Regions from separate parts of the Mus musculus genome. Here region 2 is linked to region 1. Evidence: chromatin loops called from intact Hi-C (ENCODE). Cell type or tissue: left cerebral cortex. All regions are shown on one strand.

Region 1 (2,500 bases):
ATGGAAATCAGATTAGGGAAGAAAGCGTATTACTCAGCTCCTCCGAAGTTTCTCCCCATCAATACAAATTGGCTTCCCTGTAAATGTGCCAATCATCTCTCCCCCCTCCACCCCCAGTTCACACATACCATCTTGCAGACATATGCCAGACGCCAACTCAGGGTGAGGCAGCCTCGCTGCCACTGATCTGAGTACTGATATGCTACATCCTTACTAACAAGGAATACTTGGGCAGTGTCAGGTCCCACATGGGTGTAGGAGAGAAAAGGTTGAGGGTCAGGCCAAGGTAAAGGTACAGGCTAGAGCTAGGGTTTAAAGGGGCCACTGAACAGAGTTGGAGGATAAGGAGTAGTAAAAGCTGGATTTCTAGGGAGTCTGGAGGGGTATCGAGAGGATAATCAACCAGGTTATCCAGATGGATAGTGATCTGCTCATCCATCAAGGAAAAAATAAGACAATGTTTAGAATCACACACACACACACACACACACACACACACACACACACACACTCACAGATTCTAGGGAGTCCTGGGTGGTGTTGAGGGTGCATTTGGGTCATCACCTCAGGTCATCCAAATGGGTAGTGGTCTGCCCTTCTGTCATCCTAGGACATTGGCTCCCAGGAAAGTAGGCTTCATGGTGTCCTGTTGATCACAGGCTATTTACAGCTAATGGTTTCCGATTCATCTTTTCTACTGGCTCTTCCCTGACTCTACTCCAGTGGAATGTTCTGGGACTTTTCCTGAAAGGCTCGCTGCTCTATATTTGGTAGCTGTCTTTCTGTTTCTGTTGCTAGCTAACAAAATTATGACCAGTGACAGAGCTGAATTTACATTAAAAAAAAACAACTAATGTAATTTTAAAAACTGTAGCTGAAGGATATTTAGTTTATATATTCCATGTCTTCACAAATCCACTAGGATCTTAAAATCATGGAAACTTACCCTCTCCAACTCATCAAGTTTATTTCCCTTGCCCTAGAGCCAAAACCTTTTTAAACAACCCCAGGAAATGAAAATTTCTTCCATTAAAATAATAATAATAATAATTCCAGAGAGGGAGATTCCACAAGTTCCCTGAAGAAGACATTATGACTCCTGGTGGGTGAGTGTAGTGAGCCGGTGCCAAGCTCAAGGCTCTGGGCCTGACTCAGTCATCCTGGGACTTTCCTTACCCCTCTGTCAACCTGATGCAACTCTTGCAGTGAAAGACCATTCTAAAATTAAAGAGAACACAAGCACTAACAGGGAATGATGTTTTATCTGCTGGTATCGGAGAGGGTGCTGTTGACTGAGAAGGTGGCTAGCATTCTCTCTCATCCAAGGCTATCTGGGCCTGTGTGAAGTGCACAATCCCACTCATCGTCCATGTGCCTTTAAGAAAGATGCTGAAACTCATGGACAAAAGGGTATACTGTGGGACGCACTACAGCTTCCGCAGGGAGATTTGTTTTTCTCTGTTTTGTGTGTGTGTGTGTGTGTGTGTGTGTGTGTGTGTGCGTGGGGGGGTTGCAAGGATGGAGGGAGGGTAGAAGGGGAGGGAGAGATGAGTGGGATTGGAGTGCATGTTGTGAAATTCACAGTGAACCAATAAAAAGTTAACAACAGCAACAACAAGAAGATGCTGAAGTTTCATCCATGTAATCTTAACAACATGGTGGTTGTCCAAATAAGTTGTGCACAATGCTACCAACTTGTTGACACACCAAGGTGGGTGTGGTACGTTTCGCAAGGCTGCACCCCTCAATGAGGGGCCACAAGGAATTCATCCATGGTTACTGAGGGAGGGAGCATCAGCGTTCTCTAGGAATGAGCTTCCTGACCAGTTAGTTATCCAATCCAGGCGGTCAGCCCTAAACAGATGCTCTCCTGAGTTACAGAATCAGTAGAGTGTGTGGGTGTAAAGCAGCGATCACTGAAGAAGTCCTAAATTTGAGTGGGAGAAGCAGTGGACGTGGGGGAGGTGGAGGGGAAGGGGGGAGTGGTCAAATTGGGTAAATACCGGACTCTCATGTGACATTCACAAACAAATTAAATTTAAAAAGATCAACTTAAAAACAACAATACAACTCCCTTAAGATGAACAAGGGAGTTAAACAAACAAAACTAGGAGGACAAATAATGTAAAGAACACAATTTGGAATGATGAGGAGAGAAACAGGGAAAGCAAGAGTTGTGGGGATGTGTTGGTTAGAAGTGTAAGAAGCCTTGGCCAAGGCTGTGTCGCTAGGAACAGTGGCTTTTGGGTAGTGAGTGGTAGAATTTCCTGGGACAGAGCAACCTGCAGGGGGATGGGGTTTCCTGGCGAGTGGCTCACTCCAGTTAGAAGTATATACTGCTTACCAATTCATTCAGCCAACATCCCTGGAGTACCAGTGAGGAACCCAGAATTGTGTTAGAGATAACACGTGCCTGGGGTGGAGAGGTGTGTGGTGGGGGAGCTTGGGGGGGGGGGTGGAGTGGCTCGTGTCAGTTTGCCTTTACCGGGAATGAGGAAAA
Region 2 (2,500 bases), 62 kb before region 1:
GAAATGGGAACAGACCATCAAAGCTCAAGCCCCCCCCCCCCCCCCGTGTGTCACTTCCTCCAGGAAACCCCCCAAGTACAGGTTTCATAGCCTTTCAAAACAGAACAAGGTAGCTGGGGACCAAGTGTTGGTATCAGGACCTGACATCACATAGGCGGACCCGCAGACCTGTTGCCAAAGCAACAGCCACCTTATTCTCAGAATCCACTTGGCTCACCTCCCACCTTTACCTGTGTTACATCATCACCCATATATAAAGAAAGGCCCCCCTGATCTCTCTCTCTTCCCCACTTCTCTTTCTGCCACCACCTTGCCCCTCTCTCTCCCAATAAACCTCATGTGGAACTGTTTGGCTTGGTATAGTCCTTCTGAAGGCGCGCAACGTTCAAGATCTTAGCACCAAGTGTTCAAACCCATGAGTTTATGGGGGCATTGCACAATGCAAACCAAACAAAAGTGGTCCCTGTGGGCTCCCTTGAATTTCATCACAGTTTCACTGTCGGAGTCAGATGTAGGGCAAGTCTCCTTAAAGGAACAGAAGTAAATCAGCCTTGCCCTGCCCCTTGCAGTCTTCAGGGGGATGGGTCTTTATCTCTTGCTCCTTGGTCTGGGGTCTTTCCTCAGAAATTCCAACTAAACCCGCTGCTTGCCAGTCTCTAGGGCCTGAGGGAGGACCTGGAGCCAGGTGGCTTTCCCTCCCCAGATTTAGAATCGTGGCCAGCTTCAATTTACATAACACAGCTTAATCCGCAGTAACAGGAGCTGCAAGGCAGGTTCTTTCTCTCTCTCTTTTTCCTCTCCAAGACACGGAAACCTTTATTTTCTCTGTACACCACAAACCGGTGCTGTTAAATAATATTGGATAATTGCACCTGTCGTACCTCCCATATTGTGCCGAGGAAAAATAATTGCTGGTTTTCTGCTTTGCCGTTTAGCTGTGACTCCGTCATTTGACTCGGAGCGTGTCATTTTCTCCCGTTTTTAGACTGTGTACAGTCAAACTGTGTGAAAGGCCTCACAGATAGGGGCCCTGCGTGTGTGAGTGGGCGCGGGCCTCATTCAGCAGTGATTTCTAATTTATACAGCATTGAAAATTTGCAGCTATAAATAAACAGCTGACTGGCTTAGCTGCCTACTCAAAATCCTTTATTAAAAAAAAAAAAAAAAAAAGCCACCACCAACTTGATGTGGAAGGAAAACCAGGCTGCCTGACTATGGAATAAATTGTGTTTCCCAGTCTCTGGGCCTGGGAAGGAAGCTGATATCCTGGGTTGGGGCCGCGGCTCAGGGCTCAGGGATTTGGAGGTGCCCTGGCATCCCCAGTTTCCCCCTCATGTTCCTCACATGCACCTCAGCATGTCTGAGGATCACTGTCTATGAAACTGGCTTCCTGTTATGACAAATAATTCAGGCAAGCAGACGCAGGGTTGTTGAATACAGATTGTGGAACGTATAACCCTTTGGAAGGGAGAGTGGGGAACCGGTTTCATTTTGTGAGAGCTAGCAAGGGATGTTAGCTTGTGTATGAGCCAATCAGGTGTGAGGTTAGCTATGAGGAGCCATTGTTCTCTGCTCCCTACCCCCAGCCTGGATAAGGGTCTCCAACTACTCTGGAGACACTTGGTCACTTTGTCATGTCTAGCATTGCAAGAAGGGATCAGTTGTCTTAGCAGTGTTACCATTTTGCTCTACAACAAAGGGGGAAGAAAGTGGGCTGGGGAATGAGCTGCCTGTGTGAACCCCGACCTGTCATTTACCCTGTCCTGGCCCACCCAACCCCCTCTGGATCCAGAAGTCTACTGGAAACAGGCTCTCTGGAACCAAAGGGTTGAGAACATCTCTAGCCAACTCAGGTAGGACCATGGTAAGCTTAAAAAGAGATTGCCGGGTGGGGTGGGGTGGTGTGTGTGTGTGTGTGTGTGTGTGTGTGTGTGTAGGGGAGTGTTTACACTATGGAAAGGAGCCAACATCATGAATCAGGAATTTAATTTGTTGTTGGTCGTTAAACATTTACCAGCACGCCACTCACTAACACGAGGTCAGTTTGTCTCATTGTAAGATGGGACCCAATACATTTTCCGCATATGTAGGCTAAAGTGAATATGATTAGGAATTTTCACTATTCAAACATTATTGGGGGCATCATTTGGCTCCTGTTATTATCATATTCCAACCACCAAGGCTCCCTAACATAGCTTTGCAGGTAGCGAGTGCTATATGGCTTTTTCATGAATGTTTAATCAGCGTTCATTATAAGTGTCTTGTTGCTGGTAATTTAACGACACCAGCTCCGGGAAGCACCTGTCTGCTCATTATGCATGTGCCCAGTGGGACACCCAGCTGAGGTATTTCTGGTGTCAGAACAGAATTACACAGCGGCCAGCCATGCTGCCTGCCATCAAGGTTTAATTTGGTGCCAGGACAGTCAAGCCACAAATAGAAATGGGCTCAACTGACACCGGAGTGCACTGTGTCTGTGAGAAGGCAGCAGCGCAGGTCA

The links. A loop is a pair of places that touch in the nucleus more often than their neighbours do. Peaks named below come from ENCODE experiments on the same cell type or tissue, not always from the same donor. Only the 100,000 strongest peaks of a DNase experiment are listed, where the experiment ranks them.
Region 2: a loop joins it to region 1, with 4 times the contacts of the local background. A loop is called at or near these places in 4 of 42 quality-filtered maps.

Annotation. Positions count from the first base shown.
Region 1 is chr13:41,819,975-41,822,474 of GRCm38, forward strand. All of the region lies in intron 2 of Adtrp (androgen dependent TFPI regulating protein), which reads right to left. Among named protein-coding and RNA genes, the nearest start is that of Adtrp, 26 kb to the right of the region's middle. In left cerebral cortex, no CTCF peak of the experiment used is centred here; DNase peaks (open chromatin) are centred at 124, 688, 1,279, 1,853 and 1 more place; H3K27ac peaks cover 903 bases.
Region 2 is chr13:41,758,292-41,760,791 of GRCm38, forward strand. No RefSeq gene overlaps it. Among named protein-coding and RNA genes, the nearest start is that of Gm40925, 82 kb to the left of the region's middle. In left cerebral cortex, no CTCF peak of the experiment used is centred here; a DNase peak (open chromatin) is centred at 1,015; H3K4me3 peaks cover 336 bases; H3K27ac peaks cover 1,299 bases.